2 separate regions of the Homo sapiens genome follow, and region 2 is linked to region 1. Evidence: chromatin contacts called from ENCODE Hi-C or POLR2A ChIA-PET data. All regions are on one chromosome and are shown on one strand. Each heading gives the region's core, a stretch centred on a gene start or an enhancer-like site at or near the end of the contact. The rest is flanking DNA. Distances are from core to core; before and after follow the strand shown.

What was found. Hi-C counts contacts between places; a loop is a spot of excess contacts on that map. ChIA-PET counts read pairs that join two places held with the same protein, here RNA polymerase II (POLR2A). Pooled maps may share reads with other maps.
Region 2: a loop to region 1 is called in a map of cardiac septum, with 5 times the contacts of the local background. The contact joins the enhancer-like site here to the promoter of SRGAP3 in region 1. A Hi-C loop is called at or near these places in 5 of 168 maps with a recorded cell type or tissue (PC-3, Right ventricle myocardium inferior, cardiac septum and 1 more), 1 of 37 single-sample maps with no recorded cell type and 15 of 50 pooled maps. POLR2A ChIA-PET finds 5 or more read pairs at or near these places in 4 of 52 experiments (H1, PC-3, WTC11 and 1 more).

The regions. Positions count from the first base shown.
Region 1 is chr3:9,246,949-9,253,585 of GRCh38, forward strand. It overlaps SRGAP3 (SLIT-ROBO Rho GTPase activating protein 3), which reads right to left and starts at 2,698. Exons shown (of 22, transcript NM_014850.4): 1 at 1,937-2,698. The coding sequence starts at 2,003. SRGAP3-AS4 (SRGAP3 antisense RNA 4) reads left to right here and starts at 2,808. Exons shown (of 3, transcript NR_146969.1): 1 at 2,808-2,873. RefSeq lists an enhancer at 2,477-2,716.
Region 2 is chr3:9,064,448-9,071,084 of GRCh38, forward strand. It overlaps SRGAP3 (SLIT-ROBO Rho GTPase activating protein 3), which reads right to left. Exons shown (of 22, transcript NM_014850.4): 5 at 1-134. Among named protein-coding and RNA genes, the nearest start is that of RAD18, 100 kb to the left of the region's middle. Within about 2 kb of position 3,129, at least 3 of the 41 ENCODE cell types and tissues checked have a DNase peak (open chromatin) inside an H3K27ac peak, as active enhancers do.

The DNA of each region.
Region 1 (6,637 bases), core at 1,448-3,947:
TGAAAGGTAAAAAGCAAAAGGATCAGCCAGGGCAATTAATGCCTAACTGGCCCTGAAGAAAAGTTCACTGGCCCAGTAGTAGCAATCCTTCCAAAATGAGATAAGCACATTTCCTACCAAGAAAATATCATAAAACCTGAACTGTCCAAAACTCAACATCCCCTTCTCTCTCAAGGCATTTTCATGGCAACCTTAATTTTTATAAAATAATAATAATTGGCCAAATTCATTTTATAAAACATAAACTCCCTAAAAAGAGTCTATTCAAAGATTGAAACTAGGCTTTTGTATTGAGCAGTTGGGTGAATTAAAATCTCTGACCAATAAAGCGCTTATTTCTAAATTTTCAGCAAGGCTGAGACATCGTAAGTCACTGTTTTCCACATTGAACTGAAAAACCAAAGACAGGAGACCAGGGAAGAGCAGGGTTTTCTGCTCCTCTTGCCCTAGGATATGCCCAGAGGTGATGAGCACGCTGGGCTTTTGACCAGGACTAAAAGGCAAAAAGACTGTTGGTGAGACTGGAAAAAAAACAGATCCCTCCCCCCGTGGCTGCTCCACTCCCAAAGTTTCCCAAGCATCTGAAGCGTGTATGGCAGCTGCGGTGCCCAGCCTTCCCGCTGCTTTTAAGGAGGCCACCCAGCTCCCTGGGTCATTGGGTCTTCAGTTGCAGCAGCGCCCAGAAGCAGGTGTGGCAACCTCAGGTTGCTTGAGCCCCAAATACCCAACTTGCTCAACAGCCTGTGCATAACCTCAAAGATAGGCCTCAAGGTCCGCTGAAGATGCATTTTGTCTTTACTCTTTCTAGGAGAGGCCACAACACACCCTGTGTCGCAGCAAGGAGAACCATGACCAGAAAGAAAGCGGACGCCAAGAGGCACGAGCCCAGGCTTCCCACAGGGCACATCCTCAGAGAAAGGAGGAGCCTGCTGGATGGAGCTTTTAGATTTTCCTTGCCAAAGCTGAGCCTAGAACGTGTAGGGGTGGGAGAAGCCCCAGTCTGGCCTGAATGAGGATGCGGCAAGCCCGCATTTAGCCATGCAATTGTGTTCCCTTTCCTATTTCGCCTGGCTAGCGTGGATTTAGGGAGCGGCTTCTGAAAGAAGTATACACCCGGTGGCACAGAAGGTGCAACCAGCAGCCAGAGGTCATCTCGCCCTCCCGGCAGGCTTCTCCTGGAACCCCGGAAGCCAGGCAGCGCTGACCAGCCCAAACGGCATGCCGAGGTGTTGGCTTTGAATGAAAGCTGATGAACCTAAACGCCAGGGCACAGAGTGATTGGGCTGCACACTGCGAGATAATACATTTTCTGCACCAAGCTCCCTTTTTATGCCCAAATGCCTGCATTAGTCTGGATCAATATGCCCCATAACAGTTAATCCATGGCAACCCAGGCCAGCCCAGAGACACCGACAAAGAAGTGCCGCCCAGGGATGCTGCCTCGCTGTGCACATGCATGTGAATTCCGGCCCAGAGAAAGAGGCGGAGGCAAAACCACCACCACCAACAGAAACCAAAAAGGGGGAGGAAAAAAAGAGCAGATGGTAAAAAAATACCCCAATATTAAAGGGCTTTTACCATGGCAGGGAAGGGGTGGAGGTAGTGACTATCAAAATGGCCTTAGAGTGACATGTCACCGCCAAGATGATGGGGTATCAGCGACACTCCTAAAGTCAGGCATAGGATCCTCCTCACACACCTGCAATGCAGAGACTGCTGCCCATTCCATAATCCACACTCCCAGCCCCAGCGCTATCTGCAGTTGAAACCAGTCCGGACTTGTGCGGCTGCCACTGTTACTCCTCACAAAAAGATTATTGATGCATAACATTTCATAATGGCAGAGAGGAAAACGGGGGGCAGCGGGGGATGGGAACCAGAACAAGAGAAAAACGAAAGGGGAGGAGAAGGAAAACTCTCCCAGCCCGCATCTCACCTTTTATTTGGGCTTCATATTCAGCAATGATCTCTTTGTCTTTCTTGAACTTAGTTTGAGATGACATCTTCTGACGTGGCCAAAGGAACTGACAGGCTGTTTGATTTATTTCTCCTTTTCTTTTCGAGTCCTCTCTCAAGCCCTGGTAATCACACAGCTCTGGTCGATTTCACAGGTTTAGGGACTAATCTCTTTCACTTGGCTGCAGAGCAGGGAGAAAAATCCTTCTCCTTCTGGAAGGAAAAATCTCTTTACTTGCCGAGAAATGGCTCTAGTAGCTTGCCCTGGTCAGCTCCTCTTGCAAAAGAAGAATCACCCTAGGAGCACAGTAACCTGCCCCAGATTTTCAAAGATTTTTCTTCCAAAAATAATAATAATAGTAATAACCAAGCGCACTCACACACACATGCACACGTACACACACTCACGCATGCACAGGCACACTCACCGGGACACGCACACAGTTGTGCTGTGCACACAGGCATACACACACACACCCTCACACGCACACACACTCGCTGGATCACTCACACACACACATCCACGAGAGGCGCGGCGCCTCTTTGGTCGTGCAGCCAGCCCCTGGCTTGCTTTTGAAGGCTCTGCTAAGTCGATGGTCAGGTTGCCAAAGGGCCGGTCATCTCGCATCCTCCCTCCCTTCGGTGCCTCTGGTCTGATGTCCAGTGAGGATCAAAGCCAGGAGAGCGAGATGGAAGTTTTCCTGCTGCAACGCTTAAGCTCCGGTGAACACAAGGCTGGACTGCTCGCCCTGCAGGGCTGGCTGAGCTCTCCCCCACTGCTCACGTCACTAGACTCCGCCTCCCGGATTTTATAACAACTGACACATTGTAGCCTACAGGAGAGCAGAACTCACTGCAAGCAAAAAGGGGAAGAAACGCTCACAAAAGGGAAGGCAGCAGGAAAAGTAATCGGGTTGGTAAGTCTTGAGAGGCTTCTGCAAACTCCAAACATTAGCACTTGGGTTAGGGATTTTTCTTCCAAAAACTTAAGATCCTCCCTTTTTTTGCACTGTGCAATTTAATTCAGTTTCTGGAATCAACAGCTATATGATGGTTTGTCACTCTACTGGGATAGTCTAGCAGAGGGCCTGACCCATGTAGGGAAAAGCATCAATATTTGTTGAGCAGTTACTTGGTGGCAGAGACGATGCGAGGAGTTAAAGGCATGCAGCTTAGCAAAGCCACGCAGAGCAGGCACACTGGAGGCAGAACAGCTGGGTGGGTCATTGGCTTGTGGGGCTCTGGGCAAATTCATAAGTCAGACTGAGCCTCAGTTTCCTAGATAGTAAAATCAGCTCTCTTTGGAGGCTATGTTATTCATTCTTTCAACAGATATTTACTGAATGCTTACTATAGGTCTAGCACCGTTCTGGGTACAGGGATACAGCAATGATCAGAACTGGCACACACAAAAATCCCTGACCTTCTGAAGCTCCCGGGGCTCCACATCACACAACTCCAGCAGTTTCCACCATTCATGCTAATATTCTTAGTAAAAAGCACCCCTGGAGTAGAAAGCATTGTGAATGGTGCCCCCTGGAGTTGTACGAGGCAAGAGGCCCTGGGAGAGGAAGACCAAAAATAAGCACAGTAAGTATATTATATAATATCATACAAAATGTAAAGTGCTATGGGAAAAAATATTGCAGGGTAAGGAACATCGGGAATGAGAGGAGCTCTTGAAAAGATCAAAGAAAAATGCAAAGCTAAGCTTAGCACAGTCTCTGGTGCATAGCAAGCACTCAATAAACAGTAGCAACTGTTATTACCCTTTTATATCCCCCAACAACCTAACAACATAGGTATAAGCACCACTCTTTCACAGACAAAGGAGCAGAGGCTCAGATATGGGAAGTGACTTACCCAAGGTCACCAGCCTTCCAACCCAGGCTCAAAGTCTCCTGCATTCTACAAGGGAGACCAAACCCATTTCATGTGGAATTAAGGTAGAATAAGATTCATTCTGTAAAAACTGAGTCAAGCACTAAAGAGTCGCTGATCACTGGAATTTCATATGCTAAGATTGTCACTAATGTGTATTGGCCCCTGACTGTCCCCTGAGATAAATGTTCCCAAATTTCTCAAAATAGGTATAGTCTTCCATTTGCCTTTTTCTGAGTCTATAATAAATGATTCTGTTTGGACTCAGAAATGAATAGGTTATCCATGCTAGTCCATCAAGGCTTCCTAGAGGACATGGCAGCTGCAGTGGGCGTCCCCAGGCAAGTATGGCAAAGGGAGTGAGGCGGGGCAGGATGTTCTCCTGGAGCACACAGCATGAGCTGGGGCCCACAGGTGGCAAAGCACAAGACCTGCTTGGAGCAACGACAGGGAGAAGTCCAACTGGTGAATCATGGGGCTTATTATAGCCTTGTACCCGGAGGCAGGAGGTCACCAGTTCAGAAATAGATGCCACTGGCCCGCAGCCCTTGCCATCACCCCACTGCCTCACGCCTCCCCTGGACATGTTCAGGCCCTTTGCTGTCCTCTTCTAACTAGTTCAAACCCACAAAAGCCCCACGTTACCTGAGAAAGATGGGCACAGAGATTAACATCCCTGCTGCAAGTCTAGATTCTTCAAGAAAAATGAAAGTTAAAACCATACACCTTGGAGTACGACAGACTGGATCCTCTCCTGGCTCTGCCACGAGCCTTGAGCTCATGAGAACTTGAGCAAGTGGCTCAACCTGCTTGTGTGCCCACTGGTGGCAGGAACTCAGTAAATGTCAGCTATTTTCACCATTATTAAAATTTTAAATCCACAAATAGTTCTAGGAGACCTATGTGTAGGGTGCTGAGCCATGGAAATGTCACAAAAATGTCACAAAAAGCCATACAAAACCAAGGCCAAAGATGGTATAGCGCTCTGAGCTGACACCTGGCAGAGGCTGGGTTTTGGAGTAAGTCAGATGGTGGTTTACCTTCTGGCTCTGCTGTGCACCAGCTGTGTGTGGGGCTCATGGAGGAATACACCTTCTCTGAGTCTTGGTTTCCTCATCTGTCATAGGGTAGTGATCCACCCATGGCACAGGATCCAACACGATCATGGATTTAAAGTGCCTGGCATAGAGCAGAAGTCTCACAGACATAATTTCTTTTTTAGAGCTGTGGAAATGTGTTCTTCAACGTTGGAGGTGGGATCTGGTGGGCAGTGTTTGGATCATGGGGATGGATCCCTCAGGAATGGCTTGGTGTCCACCCCACGGTAATGGGTTCACAAGAGATCTGGTTGATGAAGAGTCTGGGACCTCGCTCCTCTTCCTTGCTTCCTCACTCACCATGTGATATGCCTGCACCTTCCACCATGATTGGAAGCTTCCTGAGGCCTCATCAGAAGCCAAGCAGATGCTGGTGTTATGCTGGTATAGCCTGCAGAACCATGAGCCAAATAAAACTTTTTTTTTTCTCAAGATGGGGGTCTCACCATGTTGGGCAGGCTGGTCTCAAGCAATTCTCCCACCTCAGCCTCCCGAAGTACTGGGATTGCAGAGTGAGCCACCACACCCAACCAAATAAAACTTTTTTCTTTAATTACCCAGCCCCAGGTATTCCTTTACAGCAATGCAAAATGGACTAATACAGGGCCCAGCCAAGCCAGACCTAGGACTAGAGCTTGGTCTCCACAGATACCCAGATTGGGAAAAGGAAGAGAGGAAAAAAAAGAGGAAAAGGTCTGTGTCCCCTGAAAAATCCATCACCACACACAATAAACCCACATCATCTGGAATCTTCTATCCCCAAGAAGATGTGGGTGTGACCTGGGCAGGCCCCCAGCACCAGGTCCTCACCCTTCCAGTCCTCCCCACAGCCCACCCCAGCCCTCCCGCTGCCCTCCTGTGACTCCTCCTCTGTGAGCCCACTTTTTCCTTGCTGTCTGAGAACCAACTGCTATTCCCAATGTTTACCCTTCACATGGTAGTAACAGAAACCAGATTTGTCTCCAAATAAATGTGGTAGGTGTGAGGGGAGGGCCTCTACCATGTGATTTGATCTATGCCACCCACTAAGGACCAGAAAAGCCCCTGGAAGTGTTTATTCCATTTCCTTGGGGCTCATCTCCTGAATTCTTTTAGATTTTCCTAAATTATACTGATAGCTAGTATTTACCAAGTTCTCCCTGCACACAAGCACAGGGCCAAGCACTCTATGTAGATTTTATCACTGATTTTTTGCTACAGCCCCATGAGTCCAGTGATGTAAATCATCCTTGTTTTGAAGTTGGGTAAACGGAGGCCAAGAGCAGTGAAGCAAGTTACCCAAGATCACAAAGCTAGCTAGTAACTTAATTGCACTGAAGCCCAGGTATGGCTCATAGCGGAGCCCAAGGACTTAAACAGTGCACGATTCTATCCCGGAGGAATCAGCATAGGAATAATTGCTATCAAGTAATAACCCATTTTTTCATTCCCTATAATTACATTGTTTCAATACGGAGTTCAACGTAAAGTTTTCCATTTAAAAAAAGAATTTGGGGTTAAAAATATAAGGAAAACATGTCACAAGTGACCACTAGTGAGGCATAAATTACAATAACAGCTAAACAATGCAAAACTCACTGAACCGGTTTCTTTTCCTGGTAGAAAGAAAAAAGGCTTCATCTGAAGGAAAAGTGGCCAGAATAGTTTTTGGTTGAAAGTACTTTTATTTTTCTGGTCGAATATGAACACCTCCCCCTCGCCGA
Region 2 (6,637 bases), core at 1,879-4,378, 180 kb before region 1:
TCCTCGTGCCGGAGCAGGTTCATGCTGAGGTCTCCTGACTTATTGAACTGCTTCTCCTCCTGCTTCTCAGCCTCCTTCAGCTTGCTTTCCGCACTGATGCTCTCTGCATGGTACATGTGGTAGGTTTTCATGACCTGGGGGTGCACAAGTAGGGGAAATCAGCAGCCAGCTATGGCCCAGCACGGCCCTCCCTGTTACTCCTGGCTCCATACCAAGTTCTACACTCTAGCTGGCCACTGCCCTGGTCCCAAAACACACTCTGGGCACCTGCCTTCCTTTACTTTTGCACAGACTCTCTGAGGACTGGATATGATGATGATGGTCATTACCATCACCATCATCATCAACAACAACATCATTAAGCCCTAACTAAGAGCCAGGCATGGGCTAGTAAAGAGGAAATTAAAAAATAATAATAAATAAATAAATAAATAAATAAATAAGGAGGAAATTTAAAAGGGTAACCGTAGCTCCAAGCATCTGGGGACTGTCAGACGTGACAAGGCAAGCCTGGCCCTTGCTCAGCTGTCCTCTCTAGCCCTGCCAGTAGTGACTGTGGCATCCCTCCGTCTCCTCCCAGTGCCGCGGGGAAAGCCCCTCCTCCCACACCCATGGGAATTGAATGGGAAACATCCTTCTTACACACAAATCATTTTCTCAGCTGTTTCCTGAAGTACAATGGGCTGCAAATGGCTCTGTACCCAAAATGAGTAATATTAAGTAACCCAATAGATATTCTATGCTCTCTGGAATAAATTCATCCTTGCCTATAAAAACAATTCCTATAAAGCAAATTGCACTTTGCTACTCTACTTCCATAATAAAAAAAATGGATATTGTTATTACAGGGGAAATTTCTGAGCCAGAAGAAATTCTAGACATCATCTAATCCAACAACCTTCTAGTTTGACAAACAGGGAAACTGAGGCTCGGAGGTGCAAAGTATCAGTGCAGAGATGCCAGACTTTACATCCATGTATCCAGGACCACAAGCAAAATATAGAACTTCCACTGCACCAGAAAGATCCCTCATGGCCCTTTGCAGCCAATCCCTGACCCCACCCCAGCCCCAATCATAGATTTGCCTTCTGTCACTGTAGATTGGTTTTGTGTGTTCTAGAATCCAGTTCCATGGAATCATACAATATAAACTCCTTTGGATCAGCCCTCTTTTCATTCAGCATAACTTTTCTGAGATTCACTGATGGTGCCGTACATATCAGAACTTCTTTTTTATGGCTAAGTATTCCATTGTATGGCTATGCCACAATCTGTTTACTTAGTCATATGTCCACAGCTACTTGAGATGTTTATAGTTTTTAGCTATTTTTGAATAAGGCTGCTATGAATACTTATGTACATTTCTTTGTGTGGACATGTATTTTGATTTTTCTTAGGTAAATACCCAGGCGTGGGATGGAGGGTCATATGGTAAATATATATTTAATCATATTGGAAATCTGGCCTCTCACTTTTAATCCACCACTTTTTCTACCAGATCATCCTAGATTGTCTGTATCATTTTTTCATAAATAGAGACGGGGTTTTGCCATGTTGTCCAAGCTCGTCTCAAACTCCTGGGCTCAAGTGATCCTCCTGCCTCAGCCTCCCAAAGTGCTGGTATTATAGGTGTGAACCACCACACCCAGCCCTTAATGAATTTTTTTAATTCATTACCATTTTCTGAGCAGGCATACTTTTAGTAGCCTGAACACTGGCTGGGCTGCTCCATACCAACAGCATTTTTACTGGTCCCCAACCAGAAATGTACTTTTCTTCTGCAATGCCAAGTGTATGATCATCTTTCTATGCTAAGAAACAAAGAAACTTCTGGAATCCATGGCTCCTGGGCCTTGTTCATTCTCTTCTGTGGCTTGGATTACTGTAACAGCTAACAGAGCCAAGGCTTCCCCCAGGAATGAAACGTGCTCCTATCTAACCAAGCCCTGTAAGTCAGAGAACTCAGAATGAATTCCTGGCCAACCCTAAAATCTTATTCCTTGTCATTTGAAGTGCTGTGAAGTGCGTTTATTAGAATGAGGAATTCTGTGACTTTATTTTTTCTTTTTGAGACAGAGTTTCACTCTTGTTGCCCAGGCTGGAGTGCAGTAGCATGATCTTGGCTCACTGCAACCTCCACCTCCTGGGTTCAAGTGATTCTCCTGCCTCAGCCTCCTGAGTAGCTGAGATTACAGGCACCCGCCACAATGCCCGGCTAATGTTTATATTTTAGTAGAGATGGGGTTTCACCGTGTTGGTCAATCTGGTCTTGATCTCCTGACCTCAGGTGATCCTCCCGCCTTGACCTCCCAAAGTGTTAAGATTACAGGCGTGAGCCACCACGCCCAGGCTCTGTGACTTTTATCATTAAATCACAGCATTGATTCATTGTTCAGAAAGTTGCCTTTGCCACTGGCCAGGAGTCAATGTGGCAACATATATTGTAGATCATGGAAGGTAAGAATATGGACAAGTGTCTGGGCTGAATCCTGATGGTCCCACTCCTTAGCTGTGTGACCTTGGACAAGTCACACAACCTCTCTGACCTCTGCTTCCTCGTCTGTAAAAATGGGATAAAAATTTACTTCCTATGCTTGTTATGAGCACTAAATGAGTTAATTTCTGTAAAGTGCTGAGAACAATACCTTCCACATAGTAAGAGCCATGGAGGTATCTATCAGATGCTACCACCACCACCACCACCATCATCATCATTATTATCCCTGATTTGGGCTCAGGGTTTAAGAACCTGAAACATGCTCACTTGGAAATGCTTACAAGCTCTGGAGAACATTAACTAATGTGAAAAAAAATATATTTTTATGCCATGTTTCTCCCTTCTTCCTTCATCCTAAAAATCCCCCAAACTTGGAAAACAATACATGGATTTAAAATGCAGTCAACTTTTCTTCATGGGTCTTGGTGGAAAGACGGCTTCTCTGCGTTCCGTCCATTTTTGCTCATTTGCGATCTCCCTAAGACTCCAAAAAACCCCCTTCTTGCTGATTTCATCCTCTGTGTATGCCAGTTCCACCAAGATCACATCCAAATAACTCAATGGACCAGAATATGTGCCATATTGATGCGTTCTCGACATCTAGTGGCCAAAAGGGGTGACTGCAGACTTGCAGATAATCAAAGCAGGCGCCTATTTTGATGATCTTCATGCCTTGGTTAAAAGGACACTGGGGCCTGTCAGGGGAGGCGGCGGGAGGGAGAGCATCAGGATAAATAGCTAACGCATGTGGGGCTTAATGCCTAGGTGATGGGCCTATAGGTGCAGCAAACCACGATGGCACACGTTTACCTATGTAACAAACCTGCGTGTCCTGCACATGTATCCTGGAACTTAAAATAAAAATAAAATAAATGAGTCCATTGAGTTATTTGGATATGGTCTTGGTGGAACTGGCATACAGAGAGGATGAAATCAGCAAGAAGGGGGTTTCTAGGAGTTTTAGGGAGATTACAAATGAGCAAAAATGGATGGAATGTAAAGAAGAAATAAAATAAAATAGGTGTGGCTAAAGTGTGAGAACGCCTGCTGCGGCTGTCTCCAGGACCCCACCTTCCCCCTTCTCGACATGTCCCTCCACATCCACAGACAACCCTGGGTTCTTTGCCTCACCACCATATTGCTGGTGTTTTTCATGTCTGGATCCCATCCCCGTCTGCGTTCAATGATTCCTGCTACATCTCCTTTTTCTATTTTGGCTTCTGAGTCTGCTTGCCTCGCCACGAATCTGTCATCTGTGCTGGGTAGTTCAGGGGAAAAGAGAGCCTTTCTATTTACAGCTAGATCTTCCTGTCCAATCACCATGCATCCATCCACTCTCTCAAGGTCAACAGCCCAGCTGGGTGTTCTCAATTCCCACATATCCTTTGCCTAGTTTTCTTTTTTTATTTTCTCTCCCTTTACATCATTTTCTACTCTTCTTGAGCCACAGAGTACTCTTCCTGCCCTCCGACAGGCCAAACTTCCCAGACAGCCTCTAAACTTCATTCCAAAAATCCCATGCTTGGAGAAGACAACCCAAGTACCCTGGGGCCAAACTCCCTGTGATCTACTCGATTCCTGATTCCAAGAATAACAGTGAACTCCACTGCCGAGGGTGACTTATGACAGACAGCTGCCACCAAAGAGTTCACCTGGAAGTTTCTCCAAAATGACTCTATTTGTACCCAGAATCCTCTAGATGTTTCTTTTATTTAATTACCTGATACATGGGCTTCAGCATGAATGGTCCTTAGCTCAATAGACTAGAACAGTTAGCTCAATATTGCTAGTCCAGGATGCATTAAATAATATTTAACCTTATCTATTGCTTCAAAGTTTGCAAACCTCCTTCCAGGAGCCCTTCTAGTAAAGGAGCATTTCAATGAGTCCTTTCCCTAATCCTGGGAGGTAGTGTGATGACAGTAACAACAATGATAGCAGCTAGCATCTATTGAGCACTTACTACTTGCCAGGCCTTGCTTTATGCACTTTACCTATATTAACTCATTTATTTCTCAAAAAAACCCTATGAGATAGGCATCCTATGATCCCTGCTTTACAGATGAGAAAACCATGGCCCAGAATAGGTCAGTAAGTTTCTCTAGGTGAAAAGCTGGTAAGTGGAGTCAGGGTTCAAAGCCAAGGTGGCTGACCCCAGAGCCTGGGCCTACTGAACACATGGTTGTTTTGCTTTCCTTGTACCCCTTTCTCAACTGTAAAACAGGGGTGAAAGGCTCCTCCAGCCCACTGGAATTCGGGAGACTTGGTTTTGAGACTCAGCCCTCCCACTACTTGCTGGGTAGCTGTGGAGAGGTGTGTCCTCTCCGTGTCCGCCTGGTGAAGATCAGAAGGGGGTAGATGGGGAAAGTGCTGTCAACTGCAAATTATCAAGTGACCAACTGCCAGCAGCAGTGTGCCCAGGGCTGGGAAGGGGCAGAGGTGGATGCAGGAGCTCAGCTGAGGCCAAGTTCCTGAACTGGGGATGTCTGAAGGGCCCCTCAGAGGTACCCATCCACTTGATGCCAGGGAAGGGATTCACTTTCCAGCCCTCCAGACTCTATTCAGGGAGTCTAGGGAAGGACTTCGTAGGGATGTGTCAGTTAAGACCACTGTTCTTGGACCAAGTTCAGTTGCATGTGTTCTCAGAATAAAAGGTCCTCCATAAATCTTGGTGTCCTAGCCCCTCACTTGAGGAGATGGAGGCTCAAAAGTAGCAAGAGCGGGCTGGGCGCGGTGGCTCATGCCTGTAATCCCAGCCCTTTGGGAGGCCAAGGCGGGCAGATCACAAGATCAGGAGTTTGAGACCAGCCTGGCCAACATAGTGAAACCCTGTCTCTACTAAAAATACAAAAATCAGCCAGGCGTGGTGGTGGGCCCCTGTACTCCTAGCTACTCAGGAGGCTGAGGCAGGAGAATAGCTTGAACCCAGGAGGCAGAGGTTGCAGTGAGCCGAGATTGTGCCACTGCACTCCAGCCTGGGCGACAGAGCGAGACTCCATCTCAAAAAAAAAGAAAGAAAGAAAGAAAAGAAATAGCAAGAGTGCTGTCCAATGTCACACAAAAAGCCAGGCAGAGCTGGGACTGCAGGCCAGGTCTGTTTACCGCTAAGCATTGCCTCTTCTGGTCATCACACTGCCTTTTGCTTTGCACACATTGCCTTTTGCCTCTTCCCTGATCCTCAGATTCTGAAAACAGCAAAGTGTTATCTGTACCATCTTTCAGCCCCTCATTTAAATGCAAAAGAAGGCAAACAGAATCTGGAAGTTGACAGCATCCATAAAGGGACACCTGAAGCAGGATAAGGATCAGTTGTTAGAAAACAGCTTCTCAATGATGCAGTCCCTGTGTGCTTCCTCCACCCTGCAGACAGGGCTGTCCCTGGGCACAGTGGCTCACTGCTTCCAGCATTTGTGTATGGGTGAAACCCTAGGCCAGTGCATGACTGAGACCTCCTTGAAGGAAAAGAGAAGCAAAGTCCTGAGGCCAGGGTCTTGTTCGTGATAGTATTCTCTGTACCAGAGCAGAGCCTGGTACCCAGCAAGTATCAACACATATTTGCATGAATGAATGACTGGCTGGGCTGGCTGGATCAACAGATCAAAAGATCAGTGGATCAGTGAATATGGCTGAATGGATGGGTAGATGGATGGATGGACAGATGAACAGATGGGTGGGTGGGTGGATAAATGCAGGGATGGGTAGATAGATGGGAGAAAGGAAGAGAAGAAGGCAGGGAGAGAGGGTAAAATGAGGGAGGTACAGTTCTATTGCCTGTGTTCTGCTGAGCATACTTGGAAGTAGGGAGATTGCTGTACCATCAATCATTAAATATTTATTGAGCAGTTCATTATGTGCCAGGTACTATGCTAGGCAATACTACAGTGTGGAAGACATGCAGGTCGCCGCCCTCATAGGATCCAAACTGTAGTAGAGATACAGGCAATTACACAAGTGATGATCACATGGTGGGATAAGTACAATGATGAAGGACGTACTAGGCACCATAGGAAGGCTTCCCGGAGGAAGTGACATCTAAACTGAACACTGCAGGAAGAGTAGCTGTTAGCTGGGTGAGCAGGGCTTGGGATGGGGGTGGAGTGTCCCAGACAAAGGGAGCAGAGTGAGCATTAGCCCAGGGGA